Linked DNA regions of Homo sapiens: all the other regions are linked to region 3. Evidence: chromatin contacts called from ENCODE Hi-C data. All regions are on one chromosome and are shown on one strand. The core of a region is the stretch at or near the end of the contact, and the rest is flanking DNA. Distances in the headings are between cores, read along the strand shown.

Region 1 (3,476 bases), core at 202-2,701, 2.8 Mb before region 3:
TTGGCCAGGCTGGTCTCGAACTCCTGACTTCAGGTGATCCACCTGCCTCGGCCTCCCACAGTGGTGGGATTACAGGCATAAGCCACTGCACCTGGCTTTTGTGTGCATTTTAAAATCAGGGTCCAGTCAGGAAAACAGAAATCACATTAGTTATTGAGAAATATTTTAATATGGGAAATTGGTCAAAAGGAATTATAAAAGGTAACAGGTAATCACTGCAGGTAGCAGCTACCATTCCTAGAGCTAGGAAAGGATGGAACAAAAGAAGTGGTTGGAGTCATCAGAACCTAAAAGCTTGAAGGAGGGCCCTGAACACCTTAGTTCAGGCCTATGAAGAATGAAGAGAGGGTGATGGCTGGCTGTTACTGGATCTCTGGAGCACAAAGAAGGGATCCCACGGTGTTGAGGCTCAAACTTCTGAGGAGGTGGCTCAAACATTGGCTATCTCAGGAGCTCAGGGGAGGGGCCGCATGAAAGTAGAATTCAGATCTCTGAGGAGAGCACTGACTGCTGCTGTGATCTCTGAGGGGTGCAATAAGGCTGATTCTGTGATTGTTGGAAAAAGGATAGAGATTAAAACCACCTTTTGGCTAAAGCAATTGCTCCTGCCACGGTAAAATGCAGCTGCTGCTGGCATGATGCTTACAGAATGGAGCAAGTCCCTTCTTCCTCTTGCCTTTGTTTCCCTCTTGTTCGTCCTGTTGGTGGAATCTAGCAGAAGCCCCCCCAGTAACATGGAGTTGAGTATAAAAGGGTGACTGCGTGGACAAGAAACAATAACCAGCACACATTTACTTGTTTCTCTGGTGTGATTCTGAGTCGCACAATCAATGGGTTACAGGATTTGTACATTTCAAATTTTAATAGGGACTCCCACATTATCCTCTTTCCTAAACTGCACGTTAACAGTTTCAATATGAATAAAAGGGGACGGGGAGGGGAGATTTAGAGAGAATAGTGCCTACAGCAGTAATCAAATTTTAACAAGACTTGGGAATACTGTCAAAATGCAGGATCTGATTCAGGAGTTCTGAGGGGCCCGAGTTGGCCTTTTCTAAAAAACGCCCAGGTGATACTGATGATTGCATCATGTTGGAAGTCTAAAACACTCCCATCTTCCCACAGCCTCTACCATAACATTCTAATGCTACCCTTATGTGAAACTGCCCCTCTGATGATTCACGCCAGTTTCCTACCCTCTAAGCAAGGAACAAACCTAGCTTCTGAAAGCGGGGAGGACAGGATTTGGCGCCACGGGTCCAATGCTTGGCTTCCTATTGGCCAGGAATGACATCACTCAGACAGGCGTGGCTTTAGCTGTGACGTCTCCGGTGGCGGATGGTCAGGGACACAGCGGGAGGCGGGAGCGGAAGTGGGGCAGCAAATGGACAGGGTGGGTGGCGGAAAAGGGCCCGGGGGAAGTTATTACAGGGTGTCCTCTTCCGCCGCCAGAAGCCGGAAGTTGTGTCCCGGACGTGTCAACCGGGGTCTGAGTGCTCAGAGTACAGCTGCAACCGCGACCATGGGCGGGAAGAACAAGCAGCGAACTAAAGGGAACCTGAGGGTGAGCGGGGGCTGGCTCGGCCGACCCGGGAGCCTCGCTTCGAGGCGGCTGGCTCCGCCCAGCGCGTTGCTGGAGGGTGTGTGGAGCGCGGCTGTAGGGAGGCGTGTGTTTCCCTGTCGAGTGTGACCTCTCTGTTGTGTGTGCGTCCCTGAGAGCGGTTTGTGTTATCTCTGAGCAGATTGGGGAATCGTGAGAGAAAAGATGTACCATGCCAGAGCTGTCCTCATCCGAGCACACACCCATAATATTCATGAAGAAATGATAATGTGTCAGGTTCACTGGAAGGTGATCTGGCCGAGGTAGCGGGTTGGTTGGGGGAGGGCGGCGCTGGGAAGAAGGAGAGTTGGGAGAATGTTAAAGTGAATCCACTGTGGAGGTTACCGCAGATTGTGCCTCTCCTTTGCTACCTACAGTGGCTTCTCCTAAGCTAAAGCTCTTAGGATGGTATATTTGGTTTCTGGACTGCCTGTTACCCCTTTCCATCTGCAGTCCCATCTTCAGCTCCCTCCTCTTGGCTTACTTCATCCAGCCACACTGATCTCTTCACTGTGCCTTGACTACCTGGCCGGCTCCCAACGCTCTTCAGTTAGGTGGCTCCAAACTTTGCTCTCGACACCTCAGTGAGGTCTCCCATGATCACCCTCTTGGTAGCCCTTCCCCACTCCCATGTTCTTCCTACTTTATTTTACTCCATTGTATTTATGACATTTATTGTCTTGGTTCACTAGGACGTAAGTATTTTGAAAGCAAATGTTTTTATCCTCGGAACCTAGAACAGACTGGCACCTAATAGACGCTCACTAAGTACTTGCTTAAGGACGACCTTAAAGTGGATTCGTGTAAAACTACACGATGAGGGGTTTTGTAATGGTATTTTTTTATGGTGTTAGATTTATTATAGCACAGTCCAATTTTATGAGAATGCTTTTTTTTCCTGTTTCTGATGTAGTTAATTCTAGTGATTTCAATGTCACATTTTCTTAGATCTGTCACTTAATCTGTTTTGGAAGATAATAACAGTATTAACAATTATAGCAACCTGTTGTGTTACTGTGCTAAGCACTTTACTTGCATCTTTTAATGTTTTTTATTTAACAGATTTTCTCAAATGTTTTATATTTGAAAAGTTCTTATGAGGAAAAGTTGCAAGAATATTAGAACGACATCCCATATACTCTTTACCTACATTTACCAATTGCTAATACTTGGTTGCATTTGCTTTCTCTCTCTTAATTTATGTATTTTTCTGAACTTATAAGAGTTAGTTGCAGAAGTCGGGACTCTTAACTCCTAAATACATCAGCATGTATCTTCTAAAAACAATGCCATTTTCTAGCCTGCAGCAATTATAATAATGGTTATAGTATGCAGAAACTTTGACTTTTGTATAATACTGTAATCCAGGATACAGCCTTGTATTTAGACTTCTGTAGTTATCCCAATAATGTTCTCTTTTTTCTTTTTTTTTTTTTTGTAAGACAGGGTCGCTCTGTCTCCAAACCTGGAGTGTGGTGGTATGATCATGGCCCACTGCAGTGTCAACCTCTTGGGCTCAAGCGGTCAGTCCTCCCACCTCAGCCTCCTTAGTAGCTAGGACTCCTGGCTAATCTTTTTTTTTTTTTTTTCGGGGACAGAGTCTGGCTCTGTTACCCAGGCTGGAGTGCAGAGGCGTGAACTTGGCTCACTGCAATCTCCGCCTCTCGGGTTCAAGTGATCCTCCCAGCTTAGCCTTTCCAGTAGCTAGGACTACAGGTACAGGCCATCACGGCTAGCTTATTTTTGTAGGGACAGAGTTTTGCCATGTTGCCCAGGCTGGGACTTTTTTAAAAAGATAAACCGTTTTAACATCTGAGATTCAGTCAAGGATCACTCATTCCATTTAGTTACCATTTGGGTTTCTTTGATCTAGACA
Region 2 (3,364 bases), core at 386-2,885, 2.9 Mb before region 3:
ATTTGCTATATTAGAAATTAAAACTGATAAATTTTTAACGTTATTTAAAAAATAATAATCCTATCACATGATAATATGTATGTTTTTATTTAAAATATCTCTATTTTCCAAGAATGAAAAGGGTGGCTGTATTAGTCCGTTCTCGAATCGCTATAAAGAACTACCTGAGACTGGGTAATTTATAAAGAAAAGAGGTTTAATTGGCTCACAGTTCCACAGGCGGTACAGGAAGCATGGCTGGGGAAGCCTCAGGAAGCTGACAATCAAGGTGGAAGGTGAAGGGGAAGCAGACACATCCTACAAGGCTGGAGGAGGAGGAAGAGACAGAGTGGGGAGGTGCCACACACTTTTAAACAACCAGGTCTTATGAGAAGTCACTCACTATCACAAGAACAGCTGGGGATTATAATTCCACATCATATTTGGGCAGGCAATTCAAACATATCAGTGGCATTTACATTTTTGCAAAAATCCAAACCATATCAGTGGCATTTACATTTTTGCAATTTTTTTTTTTTTTTGAGACAGGGCCTCACTCTTGCCCAGGCTGGAGTGCAGTGGCATGATCTCAGCTCACTGCTGCCTCAACCTCCCAGGCTCAAGCAGATCCTCCAACCTTAGCCTCCCAAGCAGCTGAGACTACAGGTGCATGCCACCAAGCCAAAGGGATTTATATTTATCTATAAATTCATATATAAATCAGATATATTTATATAAAATGTGTATATTATATATATAAATCAGATAAATAAATATGTATTTATATCTGATCTTAAAAGAGTAAAAGGGATTTATATTCCCAGGAAGAAGTAGAAAAGAGGAATATAGATAGTGGTTAAGAACCGGCATTTTGCAATAAGTCTGATCTAGATAGGAATTCTAGCTTTAATATTTACTAGCTCTGTGATCTTGGGAAAATTATTTACAGTTTGTGAACTTCAGTTTCCCTTCTACAAAATAGAGACAGTACCATTTAATTTTTAATTTTTAATGGTATCGTCTCCATTTTATGGAAGGAAAACTAAATGGTATTTTAACCGACAATTCATTAATTTTTAAGACTGACCATTAACAGAGATACTGCATGTAAAGCAGATCACACAGAATATGGCACACTTGAGCACTTGATGTGTACTACATTACTCTTAGTGACGACTTTAATTATCGTGCGCATTCCCAGCGCTTCCTATGGTGCCCAACACAGAGCGGACGCCTAGAGACAATTTTGGGGGATGGGGCAGATGCTCTGCCTCGGGAAAAAAAAAGCACACCTGCCCTGACGTTGGTGGCTGGGTCTGGAAGATACGTGGAAATTAAGCTAAGGATGTGTGGCTTCCAGATCAAAAACCGCAAAAATCTAACGCCGTGACTACTGACTACGGTCAGAGAGCACAGACTGGAGCAACCTCTCACGGCCTGGGCTGTCTGCGCGTGCGTGAGCCAGAAACCCGAGGGGCTCCCTGGGCCCGCCCTATCGATCGACCCGATCGGGGATCGTCAGCTTGGTTCTGGCCACAGAGGTTGCTCTTCTCGCGATGCTTCAGACCTGGCGGCAGGGAAAGGGTGGGCTAATTGGAGAGCCAGGAAGAGCGTGAGGCGGCCCCACGCTGCTTTCCCAGAAGGCTGTGCGTGCTCCTCGCTTCCTCCGCGGTCTTCCGAGCGGTCGCGTGAACTGCTTCCTGCAGGCTGGCCATGGCGCTTCACGTTCCCAAGGCTCCGGGCTTTGCCCAGATGCTCAAGGAGGGAGCGAAAGTAAGGGCTGAAGGAAAGGAATGAGGTGGGAGCGTCAGCATAGGGCTGCGGCGGCCGCGGCGAAGTAGGAGGGCCTACTAACGGGCTGAGCGTGCTGCCCTGGCTCAGCGGCCGGGGGAAGAGAAGATTCCAGAAAGGGAGGTGATTTTGGAAGGGCTCGGCCACCGGAGCCTGCGGGCACTTCTCTTCTTCCGCGACCGGGAGAAGGCCGAGGGATCGGCGGCACGATCGACATTGTACACCTTGAAGGTGGACGGATGTGAAGCCGCGCGTGCGTTTTGCCTCCATCCGTAAATGGGGCTAAGGCCCGTCACCCTTAAAGGAGGTTGTGAGGGTGAAATTGAATAACGTAGATGAAATTGTCTTGAGAACTGCGACGTCGATTATCACATAGCTCGCGAGTTGTAGGATGGGGAAGAACGAGAACTAGCCGATCCAGAGAAGAGAGTGGGAAAAAGGGCCGGGTCTTGGTTGCTTGCTTCCCAGTGAGAAACATACGGCTTTCAGCTTAGTTGACAGAAGCCATGCGTTGTAGCCAAATGAGTTCCGGTCCCAACTTATGTTAGCTGGCTTAATCTAAAATGTAACTTTCTTGGGTTTTGTTTCCTTCGTCTTTAAATTATGGAGATTGGACCAAGAGGTGGTGTCTTTGAGTTCTGTGTAATCTGCAGGATAAGTGATAGAGGGGTGCAGATAACACTTTTGTTTAATGGCCTTTTCTTGAACGTTAGTTCGGTAGCATAGTTTTAAAAAATATCTTACTGCACTATTGATAAATTTGTCTCTTGTGCTATTCAAATTGCATTCCTCTGTGTGTCCTCCAGATTTTGTTAATTCAAGAAATAGATCAGTGTGGTTGAATTTAAGGTTTTATGCGAGGTACGGGGAGCATTAACAGTTTAATAGAACTAGGTTCATGTTTGTAGGATGCACTTTTCAAATAATGTCGGTATAGTAAGTAAATGTCAGGGTTCAAGGTAAATGTTGGTGGAATAATCTTTTGAAAATGATATGGGCTGATTCCCTTGAAAAAATCAGGCTGAGATAATAGCTTCCAATTTGGGTTTTTTTCACTAATACAGTTTTGGAAAACTCGTGTATCACAAAACATTATTTGTCATTCCAGTGCTAGTAGTTTTTTACAGAACACTGAGCTATTTCTTTCAATAAATAGGTACTGAAGGAACTGCAGTGAAAGACAAAAGTCCCATTTGTCGTAGAGTTTATGTCCTTCTAAGGCAGAAATAATGATTAAATAAAAGGAGAATTCCAAATAATGATGAAAGAAACTGCACTATAGTAGAGGATGACAGGAGGTAAAAATGTCTGTAAAAGAAGGATCAGGAATAGACAGAACACTTAGACGTTTAGGGAAGAACTCTTAGCTCAGTGCTTAGTGAGAGAAGCCCCTGAGCCTGGGCTGTTTCCCCCGACCTCTTACTTAGGGGGAAATGCCAGGCTCAGGGACTAACTAGTACAAAGACCCTGAGGAAGGAATGATTTTGACCTGTTTTTTTTTTAAAACAACAACAACAACAACAGGTTGTAGGGCTGAAGCTTACCAAAGAAAGGAAGAATGGTAAGTTCAGAGGAGGAGCCATACAAGGGCCGG
Region 3 (3,467 bases), core at 873-3,372:
CTCACAGGCCCTGCGGTGGGAGGAGCCCCATGCTTGGTTTAACGCTCTGCCATTGCCATCTTAAAATTCTTAATTTAATTTTTTTTCTTTTTTTTGAGGTGGAGTCTCGCTCTGTCGCCCAGGCTGGAGTGCAATGGCACAATCTTGGCTCACTGCAACCTCCGCCTCCCAGGTTCAAGCGATTCTCCTGCCTCAGCCTCTGGAGTAGCTGGGATTACAGGCAGGAGTAACCACGCTCGGCTAATTTTTGCATTTTTAGTAGAGATGGGGGTTTCACCATGTTGGCCAGGCTGGTCTAGAACTCCTGACCTCAGGTGATCTGCCCACCTGGGCCTCCTAAAGTGCTGGGATTACAGGCATGAGCCACCAGGCCCGGCCTTAAAATTCTTAATAATGTAACAAAGGGTCTCACGTTTGCATTTTGCAGTGGACTCTGCAAGATTTGTAGCTTTGGACCACGTTTCTCTTTGCATTCAGATACCTTCTTTTTTGCCTTATTTGCTCATGCAGACCCGGAACAAATACGGAATTGCGGTGGGTAAATGTGGTGCAGAAAGTGAACAACTGGGTTTGTCCTGTCACTTTAGGCTTTTCCCTGCTGTCCCAGCTTCATGTCACTTACTTGCTATTAGATTTGGGAGTTCATTAGCTTCATTTTCCTGATGTATAAATAGGAATAATAGTAACAGCCTCTTTGGCTTTTGTAGGAAGTAAATGACATGAAGCGTATAAACAAATACTGCATGACAATAAATATTTGTCCTTATTTGTTGAGGACATCCAAAGGACATTCAGGGGCAAAAGTAATCCAAGAGTCAAGACTGAATGCCTAGTGCGGGAAAAGACACACAAGACAACATTTAGGGGAGCTGGTACAGAAATGACTTCCCAGGAAGGAAGTCTGTACCCCGCTGGCTGAGCCATCCTTCCCGGGCCTAGGCACCCTTGTCAGCGCAATGAGCAAGGGAGAGAAGGCAGGCTGCAGTGCAGCCCTCAGAAGGGCCAGAGCACTCCCTGGCTTCAGTCCTTCGCTCCAAGCCCTGTGTGGAGTGGGCTGTGGCTTGGTAACTAAATGCTACTTCAGGTCAAGAGCAGGGGATATATCTGGGCAGTTCTAGAGCATTCTAAACTATCTGGACACTAACTGGACAGTGGACGGTTTGTGTTTAATCCAGGAGAAAGTGGCATGGCAGAAGGTTCATTTCTATAATTCAGGACAGACACAATGAAGAACAAGGGCAGCGTTTGAGGTCAGAAGTCCTCATTTACGGGGGTCGAATACGAATGATCTCTCCTAATTTTTCCTTCTTCCCCAACTCAGATGGATGTTACATCCCTGCTTAACAACAAAAAAAGACCCCCCGCCCCGCAAAATCCACACTGACCACCCCCTTTAACAAAACAAAACCAAAAACAAACAAAAATATAAGAAAGAAACAAAACCCAAGCCCAGAACCCTGCTTTCAAGAAGAAGTAAATGGGTTGGCCGCTTCTTTGCCAGGTCCTGCGCCTTGCTCCTTTGGTTCGTTCTAAAGATAGAAATTCCAGGTTGCTCGTGCCTGCTTTTGACGTTGGGGGTTAAAAAATGAGGTTTTGCTGTCTCAACAAGCAAAGAAAATCCTATTTCCTTTAAGCTTCACTCGTTCTCATTCTCTTCCAGAAACGCCTGCCCCACCTCTCCAAACCGAGAGAAAAAACGAAATGCGGATAAAAACGCACCCTAGCAGCAGTCCTTTATACGACACCCCCGGGAGGCCTGCGGGGTCGGATGATTCAAGCTCACGGGGACGAGCAGGAGCGCTCTCGACTTTTCTAGAGCCTCAGCGTCCTAGGACTCACCTTTCCCTGATCCTGCACCGTCCCTCTCCTGGCCCCAGACTCTCCCTCCCACTGTTCACGAAGCCCAGGTGGGCCGTCGGCCGGGGAGCGGAGGGGGCGCGTGGGGTGCAGGCGGCGCCAAGGGCGCGTGCACCTGTGGGCGCGGGGCGCGAGGGCCCCTCCCGGCGCGAGCGGGCGCAGTTCCCCGGCGGCGCCGCTAGGGGTCTCTCTCGGGTGCCGAGCGGGGTGGGCCGGATCAGCTGACTCGCCTGGCTCTGAGCCCCGCCGCCGCGCTCGGGCTCCGTCAGTTTCCTCGGCAGCGGTAGGCGAGAGCACGCGGAGGAGCGTGCGCGGGGGCCCCGGGAGACGGCGGCGGTGGCGGCGCGGGCAGAGCAAGGACGCGGCGGATCCCACTCGCACAGCAGCGCACTCGGTGCCCCGCGCAGGGTCGCGATGCTGCCCGGTTTGGCACTGCTCCTGCTGGCCGCCTGGACGGCTCGGGCGCTGGAGGTGGGTGCCGCGCCTCGGAAGGCGGGGGGAGGCTGCACGGTGGGGACGCGATACCCCCCAAGACCTTAACCCAAGTCTTTAATGCAGAGAAGCCGGGGGTCCGTCAATGGGACCCCTCTCCTCTCCGCCCCCGCTTGCGGACGTCCAGCGCATCCCCGCTTTCGGCCCAGCCCTGCCCCAGGGAGTCGCGCTCCGGCCCGCTGAGAGGGAGCGGGCGAGGCGCTGGTCTCCCTGGTTCCGCGCCAGCCCGGGGCGAGAAGGGTAGGGGGCGACCCTGAGCCCAGACCCCGACTTAGTCCCTGCCTTGGAAGCGGGGGTCGGGGGAGGCGAGAGACATTCAGACAGGGGGGAAGGGGGAAGGAGCACGTGGGGAAAACCGAAAACGCAGCGTCCCTAAAGCCAGTCCTTCGCTCTTGAATCGTTGCCCTTTCCTTTCTCTTGGGCCCTGGGGAGGAGGAGGAGGAGTCGGGACAGCCCAGGAAGCTAGGAGCCCCTCGCTTTTCCCTGCGTTCTCCGCCTCGTTTCACCTTCCTCTCTCACCCCCATCCCCCTTCCTTGCTCCAACCTCTTTTCGCGGCTGCTGGCGGCGGCAGCCTGGGTGCGACCCTAGCCCGAGCCGGCGTCGGGGTCGCGCACCGCCTTCCACAGGCAAACTTTGTGCATGTCCGCGTCTCCCTTTTGTGTAACTTGCGAGAAATGGGAGGGGTCGGAGACCCATAGCCACCCCGCGCCTTCCCCAAGTCTGGACGTCCCGGGAGTTCGCTCGCACCCTAAGCTCTGTCTGAGAGGCAGAAGGTCCGCGGGAACAAAAGCCGCGACACCCCGCCCTCGCCGTGGGCCGAGCCGCGTTAGTCTCAGTGCGCCACCGAGGCTCCCGCCCGGCTCCCTTCCCGGGGCTGCGCGTCCGCCTGGGAGGGGGCAGAGACGCTGCCGGGGCTTCTGGCGGAGCCTCGGGGCCCCTCTGCTTCCCACCCTCGGATCACCTCCGAGGCTTAATTCTGTGCTGGGCTGTAAAGTCCTTGGCGGGGAGGAAATAAGGCGGAGAGTGGGATGTGCGTCTGGAAAGGGCAGTGGCGGATGGTGGGGAGGCACGGGCTCTGTCCTGTGCATCCAAGGAGGCGTTTGTCTGATTAAGGCGC
Region 4 (3,505 bases), core at 213-2,712, 2.9 Mb before region 3:
CCTTGATGTCTTTGATTTCTAGCTGTAATATTCTATCTAAATCTTACCAATCTTGGAAGCTCTCCATTTCAAGGAAGCCTTAGACAATCATTCTACTCTAAATAAACCTCTCCACTGAACTTCCCCAGTATTTATGGTATGCTCTAGTCATCTTGTCCCCTTATCCCATATTCTAGTGAATTTCTTAAATCTTTAATCTGGGTTTATGTTATTTCTGTAAGCAGAATCTAAAGTTCTTAGAAAAATAAATGGTTTCAAGCACAGTTTTGGAACTGCCTATAATATCTAGCATAATGTTAGTACATAGCAGGTCCTGAAGAAATACTTCTTGCATTGAAATAGAAAAATAGAATAGTACCTGAGGCATAAAGGATGATTACAAGGTGCAAAGGTAGGTACATAAGAATGAAGCAAACAAGTTCTGGTGAAAAAGAAAAGGGTGAAAAATGAGAAGTCAGAAGTCTGCAGTAGTGAAGACAGCACTAGTAAATCTGGTTTGAGGATTGCAGCAGCTTAGACTCCATAGGAAAACTTGAAAGACGAATTGTTAATTACTGCAGGCAGAGGACAGAGGGGTCACTCCAGTGCTGCGGAAAGAGCCTCAGTAAAGTTCTGACAACTATAAAGGCAACTAATGAGTCATGAGGAGAGCATATTGTGACTTCCATCAGCTATAAAACATCAATAAACTTAATACACTTTTCAAGTAGTGTCATCGGATGAGCATTAACGTCTTAGTGAAATGACTCTTCGCAGGACTCCATACAAAATCTAAATCAAAGATAGTCTTGCCGGTTCTCATATTATTCCAAGTCTCTTCACTCTCTGCCCTCCCAGTCTTCCCCTGCCTACTCGGTTCCATTAAAAATGTAAGCGTGTGGAAAACTTTGTCAGCAGGTGTTAACGTGGCTTTCAAGTTTTGCGTATATCAATCCCCTCCTAGATATAGTCAATTGGATAAGTGACAGATCCTGCTTTTCCTACCAGCCGTATGAACACGGCTGCAAATCCAGCTCCAACCCATAGGGAAGTCCCTGCCACGCGCCACCCACCCATTTGCTCGGCGCCTGCCACACCTTCCCTCTCCTCCCCTTCTAACTGCTCCGATCCCACGGGGGAACCTCTGGGTCCACGGGGTCGAGAAGGCCGCCAGCAGCGGCATCTCATTGGCCAGCTTCTGGAACTGACAGAACATGCAGCCAATGAGATCGCAGTACCGGAAAGTAGCCGGGTTACGTGCTTAAGGAGAGCGGCCTTCAAGAAGAGAACGAAGTTGGGGCGGAAAACAGGAGCTCTCCCAGCGCAGAAAGCCAGGCGAGCGACGACTGCCAGGCAGTGGGACCAGAACTCACCCACGGCGACAGAGCCCATAACTGCATCCCCTCATGGGCCTTTGGGCTGGGCAGCCAGCTCCGTCTTCCTCCTGGTGACGAATTGAGAGCGACGGAGTCGAAGCCAGAGTGACCCCTGGAAAGCAATAACTTCCGGAACGCGGCATTATGGGAAGTGGCTAGGCCACCACCACCCCACCCCCACCTCCCGGGACCATCGGCTCTGACGCTAGTAAATCTGCGCCTGCGTGCGGCTTGCGCCGGATGTTCGGGTTTAGGGGTTTGGTTGTCAATGGGTTTTCTCGTCTCTGACATAACCACGAAGTTATATAAATGCTCCTGAAGTGTGGGCATCCGGTGGTGGTCTGAGCCTTGGAGTTTCCTAGATGGTTACCTTTCTGGAACACATTATATTTGGAGCTAAAAGGGGGAACGCTTAAATTTGTTTCCGTAATTCTGTCCTGTCGACTTCTAAAACTGAGTACCTAAGTTGTCTTGAATTTACCTTCCTGCACCATGTCAGAATAAAAAACGCAGCGAGTGATTTTTTGTTTGTTTGAGACGGAATATCCCTCTGTCGCCCAGGCTGGAGTGCATTCTTCTGCCTCAGCCTCCCGAGTAGCTGGGACTACAGGCGCACGGCACCACGCCCAGCTAAAATTTTTGTATTTTTAGTAGAGACGGGGTTTCACCAATTGGCCAGGCTGGTCTCCAACTCCTGACCTTGTGATGCGCCCGCCTCGGCCTCCCAACGTGCTGGGATTACAGGCGTGAGCCACCGCGCCCGGCCGCGAGAGTGAATTTTTAAAGCAAAACCGAAAGACGGTGTCAGATAAATTGCGGGGGAGGAGGGGATTTTCAAATATTTACTGTCCATTCTTTGAAAATTTGTAAGTGCGAGCCCTGGCGCGGTGGCTCACCCCTGTAATCCCAACACTGGGAGGCCGAGGCGGGTGGATCACGTGAGGTCAGGAGTTCGAGACCAGCCTGGCCAACGTGGTGAAATCCCGTCTCTACTAAAAATACAAAAAATTAGTCGGTCGTGGTGGCGGGCGCCTGTAATCCCAGCTATTCGGGAGGCTAAGGGGGAGAATCGCTTGAAGTCTGGAGGCAGAGGTTGCAATGAGCCAAGATCACTCCATTGCACTCCAGCCTGGGCAACAAGAGCAAAACTCCCTCTCAAAAAGAAAAAAAGAAAATATGTAAGTGCACACTTTGTGCCAAGCCTTTCCTCAAATGAATTAAACATAGGCCTCTCTGCCCTGGAGTCTTAGTTTAGTAGAGAAGATAGTAATCGCTACCGTGGGGGTCGGGGGAGTTGCAGATAGCTATAGAAAAATAGATATGTAAACAGGTAATTCACCATAAAAGAACAATTGGTCATAAAATAAATGTCCATCCTTACTAATCAGATAAAAGGAGTTTAAGATGGTGGCATACTAACCACCAGAGTAACATTTGGTTAAATTTGGGGGAAAACTAGCTCTCTTGCTTTTTACTGCTGAGATAATTTTTGTTTTATTTACTTATTTATTTATTTATTGAGACCGGGTTGCACTCTGTTACCCAGGCTGGAGTGCAGTGGCACGACCTCAGCTCACTGCAACCTCCACCTCCCGATTCTCCCACCTCACCCTCCCCAGTGGCTGGGATTATAGGCACGTGCCACCCCACCACACAGCTAACTTTTGTATTTTTTTGGTAGAGGCAGGGTTTCAGCATATTGGCCAGGCTGGTCTTGAACTCCTGGCCTCAAGTGATCCACCTGCCTCGGCCTCCCAAAATGCTGGATTACAGGCATAAGCCACCGGACCCGGCTTAGTTTCATCTTTCTCTGTATTCTGACAACATTATGACATTACAGTCCAAGAGATATTGGGCTGGTCCTTGTTTGGTCTCTGGTGATTTAGATGAGGCAGGACTGAGCCCCCACGAATGTATTATCTCAAAAAGTTAGTAGCAGCTACTGTGCAAAGTTCGAAGGCCCAAGTCAAATCCTGGGCATATCCACGGATGTGTGGTAGGGCATAGGCTCCAGCTCTCATGCAAAAAAGAACAGGAGTGGGATGAGATAATTTTTTAAAGCTTTCTTCTCCAAGCTCCAGAAATGCAGGCTTTTTGCCCCCACGCATTTTAAAACAGAGCCTTAGGGTCATTGTACCACGTGCTTCCTG

Evidence for each region. A loop is a pair of places that touch in the nucleus more often than their neighbours do. Pooled maps may share reads with other maps.
Region 1: a pooled map shows a loop between it and region 3 (8-fold over the local background). The contact joins the promoter of LTN1 here to the promoter of APP in region 3. A Hi-C loop is called at or near these places in 8 of 50 pooled maps.
Region 2: a map of colonic mucosa shows a loop between it and region 3 (7-fold over the local background). The contact joins the promoter of CCT8 here to the promoter of APP in region 3. A Hi-C loop is called at or near these places in 2 of 168 maps with a recorded cell type or tissue (colonic mucosa and naive thymus-derived CD4-positive, alpha-beta T cell) and 12 of 50 pooled maps.
Region 4: a loop to region 3 is called in a pooled map, with 12 times the contacts of the local background. The contact joins the promoter of USP16 here to the promoter of APP in region 3. A Hi-C loop is called at or near these places in 4 of 50 pooled maps.

The regions. Positions count from the first base shown.
Region 1 is chr21:28,990,852-28,994,327 of GRCh38, reverse strand. LTN1 (listerin E3 ubiquitin protein ligase 1) reads left to right here and starts at 1,451. Exons shown (of 30, transcript NM_015565.3): 1 at 1,451-1,564. The coding sequence starts at 1,523. LOC105372766 (a long non-coding RNA gene) reads right to left here and starts at 1,225. Exons shown (of 3, transcript XR_007067835.1): 1 at 1,197-1,225; 2 at 647-758; 3 at 147-546. RefSeq lists enhancers at 1,167-1,226, 1,537-1,646.
Region 2 is chr21:29,071,919-29,075,282 of GRCh38, reverse strand. CCT8 (chaperonin containing TCP1 subunit 8) reads left to right here and starts at 1,635. Exons shown (of 15, transcript NM_006585.4): 1 at 1,635-1,752. The coding sequence starts at 1,693. RefSeq lists enhancers at 1,410-1,579, 740-1,651, 2,030-2,199, 1,652-2,563.
Region 3 is chr21:26,169,425-26,172,891 of GRCh38, reverse strand. It overlaps APP (amyloid beta precursor protein), which reads left to right and starts at 2,122. Exons shown (of 18, transcript NM_000484.4): 1 at 2,122-2,328. The coding sequence starts at 2,272. It overlaps APP-DT (APP divergent transcript), which reads right to left and starts at 2,025. Exons shown (of 4, transcript NR_186396.1): 1 at 1,840-2,025. RefSeq lists silencers at 1,770-2,599, 3,100-3,369 and enhancers at 2,387-2,911, 3,410-3,467.
Region 4 is chr21:29,022,625-29,026,129 of GRCh38, reverse strand. USP16 (ubiquitin specific peptidase 16) reads right to left here and starts at 1,462. Exons shown (of 18, transcript NM_006447.3): 1 at 1,353-1,462. RefSeq lists an enhancer at 1,197-1,586.